2 separate regions of the Mus musculus genome follow, and region 2 is linked to region 1. A link is a loop called in an ENCODE intact Hi-C map of the cell type or tissue named here. Cell type or tissue: gastrocnemius. All regions are shown on one strand.

Region 1 (8,000 bases):
TGGCTCAGCAATAGAGTGCTCCTCTACCAAGTACAAGGCTCAGGGTTCAATTTCAGGAACAATACAAACAAGCAAGCATACACCCAAGAAGTTGTATTTTATTGGTCAGGAACTCACCTGGTGTACAAAGTTGCTTTACTTATAAAGGGGGAAAGGCAAAATTTAATGTCAGAACATGTCTATGTCTAAAATGTCATCAACATAATCAAAGTACCAAATAAAAATATCATCCTCAAAGTTACTCACCTTGGCAGGATTTGCCTGACTGGCAATGTGTCATATGGTTTAGGACATTTTTCATGGTACGACAGTGAGGAAGGTTGCACTGCCTCACTTCCCCATTAGCTTGCTCCCGGCGCTGGCACTTGTGAGCATGTAAAAGGAGAACAAGCTGCTGCTGGATGAGCTTGCGCTTCTCTGGATCAGCTGTGTGTGCTCCAGAACCCATTCCTGCGGCAACTGGAGTCACCAGGCCTGGCTGCTGGACCGATGGGGTAGGCTGCTGGCCCTAACAAATGTAGCAAAGATATATTTAACAGTGTTACAAGTGTGCCATCTTTTAACAAGGACTAGGTATTTTCAAATTAAATCCTTGGTGGTGACCTACTGTATGTCAGAATTCATTCTTTAATTTTGGATGGAAAGAATTCAATGTATACACGATAAATAGCTCTTAATCAGAAAGATTAATGGAATAAGAAAATAAATTATGGGGCTGGAGAGATGGCTCGGTGGTTAAGAGCACTGACTGTTCTTCCAGAGGTCCGAGTTCAATTCCCAGCAACCACATGGTGGCTCACAACCATCTGTAATGAGATCTGATGCCCTCTTCTGTTGTGTCTGAAGACAACTACAATGTATTCATATAAATAAAAAATGGTACATATTTATTAGACACAGAGAACTAAACGGAAAGGAAGAACAGGTAATTTCCACATTCTCAGTATTAGAGGCTCAGTAAGGGAACAGTAAGACCCAGAACTCAAGTCAATCTTCTATAGAGCAAGTCTGAAGCCAGCCTGTTACCAGATCCTGCCTCAAAAAACACATAGGGACTGGAGAGAGGTCACAGTTGTTGAAAGTACTTGCATTTAGTTCACAGTATACATATGCAGAACTCAGACTCCTGTAACTCCAGCTCTAGAGAACCCAAGATGCTCATCTAGCCTATATTGGCGCACTAGCCTATATGCATGCACACGTGCACATAAAACACAAGAAGAAATCTTTAAAAAAATGTTAAACAAAAAACAAGTATTGGAATTGAAAACGTGCTACCATGTGTAGCAAATATAGTTTTTACACCTCTTAAAAAAAAAAATTAACTCTTCCCAGTAGAAGTTATTCCTTAGGACAGTGAGGACATATTTTTGTTATTTGGTTTTTTACTTCGTATGGTTTTTTAAATACAAACAATCAATACCACACAAAATACCAAAACTTGTAAAAGTAAATAAAATAAAATTGTTCTAGGACAAATCTCAAAAGTAAAAACAAACCATTTAATTCCTAAGTAGAAATTGTTTGAACCCAAATCAGATACACCTCCACAGGTGTGAGTCTCCATCTCCACAGATTAAAGTTGTGCTCCACCATGCCTAGCATGTCCTCTTTCTTTGGTTTCTTTTAAGGTCTTATCTCAGGTCTGGAATGGCCTGGAACTGGCTATGTAGATATGGCTGGCCTAAACTTACTGAGAGCCACCTTACTGGAAATTTTAAACATGAAAACTGTCCATTACAGATGCTACTTAATGAAGCTTAACCGTAGCCACTCATGCAGTTGGTTCATCCCAAAAGAGAAAAACAAAAAATCATTTTGTTAATTGAAAAAATTACTGTTACACTAATAGAAATAAAACTAGTATTCACAGTCCTTGAGAGAAGCCTTTGCAGTAAGAATCTCCTGCAAGCGCAGAAAGGTTCTTCTTCCTATTCTTCAGTAACAAGGCTTACAGCGAGCCTGCTGAAGGACTCACTGTAGCTCACATTTACTCTGTGAATTAGTCTTCCAACTCATCAGTTAGCACAGCAAATAAAATGCCATGTGGAAATTTTACAAAGTGAAATTCCATTCCAAGGCACAAGGGTAATTAATATACATCATGTATCTTAAGGTCAAGTATATATAATACCAGTGTGTTAAATGCCAACCTAATATGCTCACAAAGTGGCTCAATACGTAATTATAGTGACCTGAGTATACAGTTCAAGATTCACATTAGAAGAAAACTAACTTCTGCAAGCTGACTTCTGACATTCACAAGTTTACCATGGTATTGTGCACACATCTATTCTGCATGCACATAAATGTTAAAAAGAGAAAAGAGCCAGGCAGAAGTGGGGGCAGAGGCTGGCAGACTTCAGAATTCCAGGACAGCCAGGGCTACACAGAGAAACCGTGTCTCCAAAAGCCAAAATGAAAGGAAGAAGAAGAAAGAAAACAAAAAGACAAGAAAAAGTCTTAACAAAATAGTGCTAAGTACTCACCATACTGGGCATTCCCCCACCAGGAACTGCCTTTTTGTCCATTGCAAATGGAGATAAGTTATTTGGTAGAACAGTCTTTGTCTGAATTTGGAGACCAAGGCCACTTGCTCCAATCTGCTGTCCAGAATTCTGAGTGTATGGTGAACCATAAGGACTGGGATTGTTCATCATTCCCATCTACATAAAATTAGAAAAAAGTGTCATTCTCTGTATTACTAAGACATCACCATGACCATACTTCATGTTCTATATTAGAAAACCATTTTAAATAAAATCCTTAGAGTATTCAAAAAAAAAAAAAAAAAAAAAAAACCATAATGAAAGACTCAGGAGTATCGCTTAGCAGGTAAAGGTGCTTACTGCAAAATTCTATCAAGCCGAATTTGATCCCCTATACTTGTAAAAGTGAAAGGACAGGACCAACTCCACGAGGCTGTCCTCTATACCCTCTACACCTGGGTGGTATATACTCTTTTTAAGAATTCACATACAGCCAGGCGTGGTGGTGCATGCCTTTGATCCCAGCACTCCCGAGGCAGAGGCAGATGGATTTCTGAGTTCGAGGGCAGCCTGGTCTACAAAGTGAGTTCCAGGACAGCCAGGGCTATACAGAGAAACCCTGTCTCGAAAATTTAAAAAAAAAAAAAAATTCACATACAATCAAAATAAATACAACACAAATTTTAAAACTAAAACACATTGAATAAAAGTGTATGCTTACCAAAGTATGTATCACAAATTAAGGTTTAAATAGAGCCATGACTACAAAAAAACTTTTAAAAGCATTATCTTCTTTGTGCTCAGTTTATCTGGAGCCATCCCACTATACAATGAAGAATGTTAAATATTTTAAACTGAATTTGTTTTTGCATTCATGAGAGCCCATACATACACACTTGCATGCACTTACCCTAGTGCATATAAAGAAGTTAGAAGACTATCTGAGTCAAAGATACTAGGTCTGGGCAATTGTCTTTACTACCAAGACATCTCACAAGTAAGTCTCTCACTAAACTTGGATCTTGCTGATTAAGCAAAGGAGCCTGGTCTTTGCCTCTCCATTGTTAAGATTAATATGCCACCAGAGCTGGCTTTTTTCTTGGGTGCTTTTGACTAATAAGTCCCTGTGCTTGTGTGGCAAGCATTTACGGAATAATTTTTCTTAACCCCCACGCCAACTGCATTTTCCTACCAGGCTTGGTTCTATGAGGCCTACAATCCTAGCACTTAGGAAGGAGAAGCAGAATTACCAGTTCCATGGCAGTCACATTCCCACTCTTATGTGACTACCTAGTATTAACTAGTAAAGGAAATATTAGGATCACAATAGTGCAAATGTTTTTCTTAAGTAGTACCACGTACACTCTTTAAGATATAATCTCACTATGTAATCAAGGCTGACTTGGAAGTGCAATCCCCCTACTCAGCCTCCCAAAGCTGGATCATAAACATGCACAACCACACTGCTTATTTTGTGAGTGTTCTGTCTGGATGTATGTGTACCACTAACATGCAGTGGCTTTCAAGGACAGTAGAGGGCATCAGATCCCTGCAACTGGTGTTAGGGTTGGCTACAACATAGATTCTGAGAATAGGACCTGGGTCCTCTGAAAGGGGAAGAGAACCAGGGCTCCTAACTACTAAACCTTTGCTTATTTACAGTAGCAATATTTATTCTAAAATAATAATAATATCCATGCCTATACTGAATTATGGTATATTTATAATTGTATCCTTAATGAAAATGAAAATTGAGACATAGTATGAAAGCCAATTTACCACATAACTTTGAATGACACAAGAACAAATAACAATGTTTCTAAAACTTCACAGAAGTAAATAAAGTGTAGACATTTGTAAGCTGCCTCAGTGTCTATAAATAATTATAATGTCTGTGTTCACATAAATCTCAATACAAACTGAAACTGGTATTGTATCTCAGAATATCTACCTTCCCATTATTATACTTTCTGTCACTTGAAGCCTTTTTTCTCTCCCCCAACAAACAGAAGAAAGATAGGACTATATTTGTGTCTGCTACAATGATGTTATTTGATCTCACTTCCCTTTATAGCTGGTAATTCCTGATGTCCAATTACCCACCATAATACAGACACTGACCTAACCTGAAAAGGAAAAGAAAGGACCAGTGTTGCTATCCTAGATCGAAACATTCAATCCTGCTGGGAGCTCCTTCCTTTATATAGGAAGCTGTCAATTAAAAATCAATTCAGGAAGGTCCTGAAACTGATCAGATTCACTAGATCCCTCACTGCCCAAATCAGCAAAAAGCTGTTTCCCCTATACAGAAGCTGAGCTACAGCTTTTCTCTCAGAGGAGAAAAGCTTCAAAGAGGACTCTAAGGCCAGACCAGCTACTTAGGAGCAGCAGAAAGTAGCCAAGCTGCCTGGAAGAAGTTTAGACCAACTGAGGCACGTGGAAAGGATTTTCTTCAAGCTGTAGAGTTGCCTGCAGGGCAATGTCTAGGTTTCCAGCTTTATTACCCGTGCTGGGTGGGCTTTGGTGATGCAGGTGTCTTTGAGTCATTTCTTCTCTTCAACTCATACTCTGGTAATCACCCTAATAACGCTCACTGCTGCACCAAATTGGATTCTGGTGATATTTATGCTTTAGTCTGTGATTCCCTATTTGGGTAGTAGCCATTGTGTGTTGTCTCTCCTCAGGGAAAGTTGTGTCACACAACAACCAGGAAGGAACAAGCAAAAAACACCCTCTATCCCACAAAAGCCTTAAAGTATCATTCTTCCTTTGCTAAAAGCAGTCTTGCACATATTAAATACCCTGTTGTTAATTTCTGCTGCTGCAGAAAACTAGGATTGTAATAAGATACATATGGACACATTAGAAATCAAATATTGGGCTAAAGAGATGGCTCAGGCAGTTCAGACCACTTGTTTTAGCAAATGACTCATTTCCCAAGAATCCACATGGTAGAACATACGTTCCATAATCCCAGACTGAGGGAATCTTTCTCTGGCATTTGGTGTCACTAAGCATACATGTACATGGTGAACATACATACATGTGAGTAAAACACTCATACATATTAAATAAATGATTACAAAAACAAGCTTTAATATCAGCATCCAGAAGGATAGGACAAGAGACCTGAATTTGATAGCTCTTGAGTTTGAGACCAACGTGGGCTACATAGCAAAACAAAACAAAGCCAGACTTGGTGGCAAATGAGTATGAGTCTCCCAGCAGATCAAAGGCCTTAGACCCCCCCCCCCCCCGGAGCTATATTTACAGGGGTTTGGGTACCAATCATCATAGATCCTGAAAATTCAGATCCAATGTAAGATCAGTACAAGTTCTTTAACTGTTGAGCCATCATATCTCTACGACACACTCTGAATGTAAAACTTTACAGATCTAGAACTCTTAGTGCTGGAGATAAAGAGCTCAGTTAATATAATTCTTGCCTGACACCCATGAAGACCTGGATTTGACCATCTGTACCCCATAAACTGAGTGTGGGTTACTTGCATGAAATCTCAGCATTCAGAAAGTAATGGAAGGAAGATCAGTGTTACACAGGAAGTTGAAGGCCAGCCTGGGATAGTGAGATCCTGTCTTTAATTAAAAAAACTCTAACATTACATACAGAAATGTATCACAGATTGATGCCAAGAGTAAATTCTAAAAATTATATTATCACTATTTGGGGAATGGAATTTACTCTCTTAAAGTAAATACTCACTTGAATGAAGCTCAGAAATATTTTAGGGGAACTGGTGATCAACCCTAGGTTCTTGTTCATACTAAGCACACTTTCTACACTGAACCCTGAGCTACATCCTAAATGTAGCAAAATCCATCCCCACCATCATCCTCCTGTTTTTTGAGATAGTATCTCACTATGTAGCTTTGGCTATCCTGAAACTCTGGCAGACAAGGCTGGCCTTTAATTGAGAGATCCATCCATGTGGCTCTGGCTCCCAAGTGCTGGACTCAAAAATGTGTGCTACCATGCTCAGCTTAATATTTATCTTTTTTGCCCCATGGTTGTGCAAATCTTTAAACCTGGTACTCTGGAAGCAGAGGCAAGCAAATTTCTTTGAGTTTGAGGCCAGCCTCATCTACAGAGCTAGTTCCAGGACAACCAGGGCTGTTCAGAGAAACTCTGTCTCAAAAAACAACAAAATAAACAACAAAAGCATCTTAAGTTGTGAATTTCCCTATTGAAATGTAAGCTCTATGAAGGTAGAATTAATGTTTTGCTCACTGCCATGTATTCAGGATATAATCTGTGAAAGCACAGAGTGGAGAGATGTCCTGGGACAAGACGGGAGGTTCACAACTGCCTGTAATACCAGCCACACGGGGAAATCCTGTGCTTCTGGTCTGCAGCTTCCATGTGTACTGCATATGAACACACACACAATGCATATGTACACACACAATGCATAATTTAAAAATAACAACTTTTTTTTTTTGGTTTTTTTGAGACAGGGTTTCTCTGCATAGCCCTGGGTATCCTCGAACTCAGAAATCCTCTGCCTCCCAAGTGCTGGGATCAAAGGCATGCAACACCACTGCCCAGCTAAGTAACAAATTTTTAACACACTGACTTAGGTTCCTCCCAATGAATCTCTCTCTCTGTTTAACACTTGTCTGACATAATTAGGTAAGTTCCACATTATCTCCACATTGACAGCTGTTCTATACAAAAAGCTAGGGAAGAGCAGCAGCCGAGATGTCCCTCAACTAACAAATTTCTACAAAAATTTATACATATACACAATGGAATTCAGCTGTAACTGAAAATTAAATTTGAAGGAAAATGAAAGCATGAGGTAACTCAGGCCCAGAAAGATAAATTCCACACAATCTCTCATATGTAGATCTTAGCTTCAAATATTTAAATTTGTAAGTTTAACTTCAGGGCACATGCAGAGGTGAGAACAACACAAAGATACCATGGTAGGATGTTTATGTGTGTTAGAGGGAAGAGAGCTTAATACATTTGATATGGTAGAACAAAGAACACTGTGGATAGAAAAGTTTTGGGAGTTGGGGAAAAGGCTAGTCAAATCTAAGAATATATGAAAAACCCATCTAGAAACCTGCTATTCTGTTAGCTAAATAAAAATACAATTTTAGAGGGCTAGAGAGATGGCTCGAGGGCTAAGAAGACTGACTGATCTTCAAGAGGTCCTAAGTTCAATTCCTAGCAACCACATGGTGGCTCACAACCATTTGTAATGGGATCTGACTCCCTCTTCTGTTGTATCTGAAGACAGCTACAGTGTACTCATATAAATAAAATAATCTTTAAACACAAAAATACAATTTCAGGGCTGGCAGGATGGCTTAGATAAGGTAAAAGATTTTGGTATTTAAACTTGAAGACAATGCTGTTTAATCCCCAAAACCTACATTAAGGTGGAAAGAGAGAACTTCACTAAGTTGTGTTCTATCCCCATAGTAGAAAAGAAATGTCCACAAACACATCACATACAAATAACAATAAAAAATGAAAAAATA
Region 2 (8,000 bases), 160 kb after region 1:
CACACTGTAGAGCTGTGTACAGGAAGCTCGGTCAGATGGCTTTCATCAGCTAGGATTACTACTGCTGTAGCCATTTTGTTTAGTGGACTACAGGCTGCATTCAACTATAATACCAACCTGATTCTGTCATAGTCTAGTGGTTCAGGGAAGCCATTAATTTACAAATATATTATATATAAAGGAACCAGAAGATTATATAAATGTCTTTCCTTGCCTAAAAATTCTATTAGAACAGTTATTTAGCTAAAATAAAGTATGAAGTCAGCTATGATGGCATTTCCTTAGAAGACTAAGGAGGGAGTATCAGTGTAGGCTAGATAATATGTTTATTGTAATATGTTTACAATAAACAGTTAAGCCCCAACTCAAGAAAACCCCAAAAATGAATTAGAAAAAAGACAATGTATTACAGCATATTCATAATATTGAGGTATTAGCCAAAGCTACAGAAACTGTCACTATAAAGTTCTTTTCCCTCAAATAAGCTATTAAAAAAAAAGGTCTAAATGTATATAAAAGACATTAAGGGGCTGGAGAGAAGGCTGAGCAGTTAAGAGCTGACTGCTCTTCCAGAGGACTGGGTTCAATTCCCAGCAACCACACACAACTGCCTGTAACTCCAGTTCTATAGGATCCAACATCTTCCTCTGGCTTCCACAGACACTGCACACATGTAGTGCACAGACATTCATCAAGGCTGAACACCCATACACATAAAATAAAGATTAAAAAAAGATTAATGTACATTTAGAAAAGTCTAGATATTCCAGGAACTTTTTCTAACAGTCTCACGTAGCTGAGGCTGGCTTTGAATCTTCTTTTGTGCTGGGATTACAGGCATGCACCACTATGCCTAGTTTCCAGACACTCTTCCTAAATCTCAAGTCAAACAGACGTCAGGACTTTGCACAGTAAAGAACCTCCAAAGTAGCTGCTATGGTAGCATCCTAGTACTCTGGAGGCAGAGGCAGGCAGATCTGAGTTCAAGGCAGCCTGGTCTACAGAGTGAGTTCTAGAAAAGCCAAAGCAACACAGAGAGATCCTGTCTGGAAAAAACAAAACCAACCAACCAAATAACCAACCAGCCAGCCAACCAACCAACCAACCAACCAACCAACCAACCAACCAGCCAACCAAACAAAAGAACCTGAAACCATCCCCAGATGCTCTTCAATAAAAAGCCTGGCAACTGTAGTGGCCATTACTAACTGGAGCAGCCTCCACTGCCACAGAGCAACATGACTGACTGCTTCTTCACGGGACAGGAAGAGGCATTTCTCAGCCCTAACACACCTAATTCAGACTTTGGGCTTCGATCTCATGATGCCAGCAGCCTCATCTTTAATCGTCAGCCCTGCTAACCACTGAGGCCACACTTCACTTCTCCACTCTGCCTACTAGGCAGGCACTTCCTCGAACCAGGTAACTGTCTGTGGGAGGATAGCTCACTATAGGTAGCAGGATGTTGCAACCCACCACTACTAACTATGAGACTATTATGAGTTGGCTCTGGCAAAGGTAGGATTAAAAAAGATTTATTTCTTAATATCGACTTACAGAAAGTATTTGCCATCTGTTGTTTATCGGAGGAGTCAAATTAAACAAACTGTGATGTTAAATAAGAAAGCTCTAGACAAACCTAAACATTTTATGTTACGTAAATAAAAATAAGCAATGTATACTTTGGGATTAACCCATCCCTTACCTGGTTCAACTGTGATCACCATTCCAGGCTGCAGAGGGAGTGACCGAGGCATGTCTGGAGTGTCATGGACATCCATCCCGAGGTAATGGCCAACATGATGAGGGCAGTATTTTCGAGCAGCCTGGAAAAGATAATTACCACAGTATCATCAGGACAATGAATGAGCTCTTAAGGGAAAACTGGCATGCATAAATCAGTGACATGTGATGCTAACTGTCAGTTTCTATGATTTATGTTTAACCTATCCTTAAGGGACCTGACAAACTGCAACTCTTTGAGGTGTGTGGTGTGTGGCGTGCATGTGTGTGCCTGTGGAGGCAGGGTGTGGTGTGTGGTGTGTGGCGTGCATGTGTGTGCCTATGGAGGCAGGAGTCGATAGTGGATGTCTTCCTCTACAGCTTCCCTTGACTTTTTTTTTTTTTGGTTTTTCGAGACAGGGTTTCTCTGTGTAGCCCTGGCTGTCCTCGAACTCAGAAATCTGCCTGCCTCTGCCTCCCAAGTGCTAGGATTAAAGGCATGCAACACCACACCCACCTTCCCTTGACTCTTGATTGACTGGTTGGTTGGTTGCTGGTGCTCTTGTGTGGATGCACATGCCTAACGTGTGTGTGGAGTTAGGAGTACAACCTGCTTTCTCCTGCCAAGTAGGTTCTTGGGACTGAACTCAGGTCATCAGACTTGGTGGCATGTGACTTTATACATGTAACTATCTTTTTTTTTTTTTAAAGATTTATTTATTTATTATATGTAAATACACTGTAGCTGTCCTCAGATACTCCAGAAGAGGGCATCAGATTTCGTTACGGATGGTTGTGAGCCACCATGTGGTTGCTGGGATTTGAACTCGGGACCTTCGGAAGAGCAGTTGGCCCTCTTAACCACTGAGCCATCTCACCAGCCCTACATGGAACTATCTTGTCATCTGCTCCCCACCCCTCCAAGCTGTGTTTTTTTAAGACTTCTTGGTGAGCTTGAAGCTCAATGGCTGGCTAATTAGGTGGTGAGCAAGTCCCCAGAGGTTCCTTTGGTCTCTAGCTCCCAGAGCTGAGACTTTGGGAACAGGCTGCTGTGCTCAGTCTTTTTGTGTATCTATGTGTACTTTGTATCTATCTCATGACCTAAGAGGCCTGAAGATGGTATCAGATCCCTTGGAACTGTAGCTACAGATGGTTTTGAGCCTCTATGTGTGTGCTGGAACCCGAGTCCTCTGGAAGAACAGCCAGTGCTCCCAAACTCAAACTCTGGGCCATCTATCTAGCCTATACACCTACTTTCCCCCCCACCCCCAAACAGGGTTTCTCTGTGTAGCCCTGACTGTCCTGGAACTCACTCTGTAGACCAGGCTGTCCTCAAACTCAGAAATTCGCCTGCCTCGGCCTTCTGAGTGCTGGGATTAAAGGCGTGTGCCACCACCGCCCGTCTACACCTACCTTTTTATGTGGATGCTAGGGATCTGAAGTCAGGTCCTCATGCTTGTGTTAGAAAGCACTTTACCCACCTAACCATGTCCATGTCTGGCAAACTGTTACTTCCTCAATCCACACTTACGATACTGCTTTCCACCTCACTGTCAAATGTATTATGCACAGTATAGTATACTGTATAGACCACTGTCAAATGCATTATGCACAGGCTAAGGAATTCCAGTGGATTTGCCTACCACACATCCTCTATTTGATCCCCAGCAAAGGGGTGGGGAGATTGCCTTTTTTTGGGAAAGGAAGAACAGCAATGTTCTATTATCCTTACAATTTATATGTCTTAAAAAGGAAGACACAAAATATGAACCCACACTTAGAATCCTAACTCTTGGTCTGTGGAGATAGGAGGATCAAGAATCCAGAGCCATCCTCAGCTGCTGAGTTCAAGGCAAGCCTGGGTTACACAAGAACTTGTCCCCACCATAAATGCAATAAAAAAGACATACATCTCTCCTGGGTAGCCTACTCTACCCATGTCAAGTTGTAGAGTAGGCAGGACTCTGTGTTTACTGGTATGGATAGTTCTGTTAATTAAAAATTTGTTGGCTTGGTTCAGGGAATTTATAACTTCTTTTCTTTGGTAATAGGAGTCCTGGAAGTGTAAATTTGGAAATGGAGGCTGCCTAATGCTTGTGTGGCTCAGGGTCTGCAACTATAATGGATGTCATACATTTAGGTGTAGACAAAACTGGGCGTTTTGTAAAGTTTCAATAGTGTAACTGAGCCAATAAACAGCCTCCCTTCTGACCTCCAGAACCCCAGCAAAGGATTAGGAGTTAACCCTCTCTCCTTGTTTGTGTTCTTCCCACTCTCTGCCTGTATAGACTTCATCTTGTGTCTGAGTACTGCACTGGCTCTCTAGCAGGCAATGACTCAGAATGTGCTGCCATCTTCTGGCAAAAAGAAGTACTGACTCCCTTTGTTTTAATCCAATCCATGTTAAAGCTAAATCCACTTTACAAAGAATTAGCTTTTCCAAGCAGGGCAAAAACTGAGCAGCATGTTGCTGGCCCTTCTGAAGGACTGGCGTGAGGAGGGAGGTACCTTGAAGGCGCTTTCCTTGCTGGTCTTTGTGATGCCCAGATCCTTAAGCTTCTGTCCTATCAGCGTCAGCATCATGCTGTAGATGTTCTCCAAGCTCGTCCCAGGGGAACACAGAGTCAAACAAGCTCTTTGGATTTCCAGAACAGCTTCATAGAGCTCTGCCTGAGGGGCGGTGAATCTAAGCACAGGAAAACCAAGGAAAGTGAGCTATGTATCCAGTAGTCAGGCCTGGCCGCAGCGTTTTACCAGCCAGCCATCTTGCTGGACCTTCAGTAGTTTCTTAAGGTGGAAGTTTAGACATTACTGACTTAATCATTCCCCCATCCCTTTTTACTTTTTATTTCTTCCTAGTGCTGCAGTTTAAACCCAAAGCCTTGTGTATACTAGGCAAGTACTTACCATTTACCTTTCCAGGTTAAACATTTAAGGTTTATGAACTTCTCAGCTGGGCATAGTGGTATAGGACCCAGTAATCCCAACACTCAGTAGGCTGAGGCAGGACTGTATCTTTAAGGCTGTCCTGGGCTACATGGCATGTTTGCAATAGCTTGGGTTACTTAGTGAGATCCTGCCTGAAAGAAAAGTCACACATTTCCCTTCAGCTTTATTTCCCTATTATCCACACAGAGTATCTCCATTACGACACAGAGTGTCTCCATTACTACACAAAGTATCTCCATTACTACATAGAGTGTCTCCATTACTACAGAGTATCTCCATTACTACACAGAGTGTCTCCATTACTACACAGAGTGTCTCCATTACTACACAGAGTGTCTCCATTACTACACAGAGTGTCTCCATTACTACATAGAGTGTCTCCATTACTACAGAGTATCTCCATTACTACACAGAGCGTCTCCATTACTACACAGAGTGTCTCCATTACTACACAGAGTGTCTCCATTACTACATAGAGTGTCTCCATTACTACAGAGTATCTCCATTACTACACAGTGTCTCCATTACTACACAGAGTATCTCCATTACTACATAGAGTGTCTCCATTACTACAGAGTGTCTCCATTACTACAGTGTCTCCATTACTACACAGAGTGTCTCCATTACTACATAGAGTGTCTCCATTACTACAGAGTATCTCCATTACTACACAGAGTGTCTCCATTACTACACAGAATATGTCCATTACTACACAGAGTGTCTCCATTACTACACAGAGTGTCTCCATTACTACAGAGTATCTCCATTACTACACAGAGTGTCTCCATTACTACACAGAATATGTCCATTACTACACAGAGTATGTCCATTATTACACAGAGTATCTCCATTACTAGTCCATCCCAGACACACTGTAATTTACTTTGCTGATGCCTTTTTGCTACTTTGTCTTTTTTTTTGTTTTTTGTTTTATTTTGTTTTATTTTTTTGGTTTTTTGAGACAGGGTTTCTCTGTGTAGCCCTGGCTGTCCTGGAACTCACTCTGTAGACCAGGCTGGCTTCAAACTCAGAAATCCACCTGCCTCTGCCTCCCGGGTGCTGGGATTAAAGGCATGCACCACCACGACTGGCTGGTTCTGATCATTTTAAAATTAGAACCTCAGAATGTAGCCCAGGCTGGCCTTGAACTCTTTAAAAACAATATATAGTCTATTGTGATTGCTGAGATCCAAAAGGCAGTCATATGACACAGTATTATGTGCAGTAACTGTGAAAGCAGGGGAGCAGGGTGGTGGGAGGATATAGGGGACTTTCAGGATAGCATGAAATGTAAATGAAGAAAAATATCTAATAAAAAAAAGTGCGGGCTGGTGAAATGGCTCAGTGGGTAAGAGCACCCGACTGCTCTTCTGAAGGTCCGAAGTTCAAATCCCAGCAACCACATGGTGGCTCACAACCATCTGTAACATGATCTGACGCCCTCTTCTGGAGTGTCTGAAGACAGCTACAGTGTACTTACATATAATAAATAAATAAATCTTTTAAAAAAAAAAAGTGCAGTAACTGCAGAGCCATCATTAAGCCCCTGGGCGTTAACTCTTTATCAAGTTAAAGTCTTCAGCTTCTCAACTGCACAACAGGGGTCCTCTGGAAGAAAAAGCAAGAACTCTTAATCTCTGAGACATCTCTCTAGCTCTATTTGGAGATTTGAAAATATATTTTGTCACTGGGCATGATGGCTCATGGCTTTAATTGCTGCAGGCCAGAGGCAGAGGTAGATAGATCTCTGAGTTCAAGGCAGCCTGGTCTACAAAGTGAGTTCTAGAAAAGTCAAGGCTACACAGAGAAACCCTGTCTTGAAAAACAGATTTAGGTCCTGGAACTCATTGTGTAGACTGGGCTGGCCTCAAATTCAGAGATCTACCTACCTCTGCTCTGGAGTGCTGGGATTAAAGGCCTGTACCACAGCCACCTGGCACAAAAAACATTTTAAATAAAAACCCTTAAGCTTATGAAAATAAAAAGATGGAGAAAGTTATTACTGTGAGAACATCAGTCATAAAGAAGCTAAAATGACATATAGCGTCTTGACCTTTTGGCTAAGATCAGGTGTAGAAACTTGACATTAATACAAACAAAATAAACATCAGGACTAGTGTTGTTGGAGTTGAAGCAGAACACTGATGGTAATGACAGCGATGATGACAGTGGCTATGAGTGCACGGATTCCTAAGACAGCTGCACACACAGGAAAGCTGGAAAGACTAAAGAGAAATGAGCAATCACACGCAGTCAGTTTTTTACAGTCTTGTTAATTTATAGGACAAGTGTTCGTAGGTCGTGAGATCTTCCTGTAAAGTGATGTGCTGAGTACCTTCAGGCTATGTATTCCTTTAAACACGTGAACATTTTCCCCGGCTGTAAACTAGTCTCAATGGACTTCAAAAGGCTGAAGTGTTGTATGCTCTCTGACTACAGTGGAATTAAATTAGAAAAACTGTAGCAAGCACTGAGCCTGTGAGGTAGTGAGTCAATATTCTGATTTACTTCTGACAACACTTGTCTTGATGTTTATTTTGTTTGTATTAATGCTACTCTTTTTTTTAAAGATTTATTTATTTATTATTATACATAAGTACACTGTAGCTGACTTCAGCTGCACCAGAAGAGGGTGTCAGATCTCATTACCAGATGGTTGTGAGCCACCATGTGGTTGCTGGGATTTGAACTCAGGACCTTCAGAAGAACAGTCAGTGCTCTTAACCGCTGAGCCATCTCTCCAGGACTCATATTAATGCTACTCTTTCAGTTTTTATTTATTTGTTTGTTTTTTAAACTATATCAAAACTGAAAACTAGCCTGGTTCATTGTTTTTTTCTTTCTTTCTTTTCTTTTTTTTTGGTTTTTCAAGACAGGGTTCCCCCCCTCCCTCTCTCTCTCTCTATACACACACACACACACACACACACACATTTAAAACTAAATTTAAAAAAAGAAGAAAATAGCCTCAGACTGAAAACCCCAACATCACTAAATTTACCCATTTCATTTGATTTACATTGGGTAGTGGTAGCACATGCCTTTAATTCCAGCACTTGGGAGACAGAGGCAGGCAGATTTCTGTGTTCGAGGCCAGCCAGGGCTATACAGAGAAACCCTGTCTCGAAAAACAAAAACAAACAAAGAAGAGGAGGAGGAGGAGGGGAAAGAGAAGAAGAAGAAAAGGAGGAAGACGAGGAGGAGGAGGGAGAGGAGGAGGAAGAAGAAGAGGAAGAAGAGGAGGAGAGGTGTCTCAGTGGTTGAGAGCACTGGCTGCTTTTCCAGAGGACCTCAGTTTGATTCTCACTGCTCACATGATGGCTCACAAC

The links. A loop is a pair of places that touch in the nucleus more often than their neighbours do. Peaks named below come from ENCODE experiments on the same cell type or tissue, not always from the same donor. Only the 100,000 strongest peaks of a DNase experiment are listed, where the experiment ranks them.
Region 2: it touches region 1 in a loop (3-fold over the local background); 12 of 42 quality-filtered maps call a loop at or near these places.

Annotation. Positions count from the first base shown.
Region 1 is chr15:81,602,863-81,610,862 of GRCm38, reverse strand. It overlaps Ep300 (E1A binding protein p300), which reads right to left. Exons shown (of 31, transcript NM_177821.6): 3 at 2,490-2,666; 4 at 247-508. Among named protein-coding and RNA genes, the nearest start is that of Gm22067, 15 kb to the right of the region's middle. In gastrocnemius, CTCF peaks have their summits at 4,031 (motif pointing right) and 7,686 (motif pointing left); no DNase peak of the experiment used is centred here; H3K27ac peaks cover 919 bases.
Region 2 is chr15:81,444,727-81,452,726 of GRCm38, reverse strand. Xpnpep3 (X-prolyl aminopeptidase 3, mitochondrial) reads right to left here. Exons shown (of 10, transcript NM_001347075.1): 8 at 4,231-4,408; 9 at 1,706-1,826. Among named protein-coding and RNA genes, the nearest start is that of Rbx1, 18 kb to the left of the region's middle. In gastrocnemius, a CTCF peak has its summit at 4,088 (motif pointing left); a DNase peak (open chromatin) is centred at 4,081.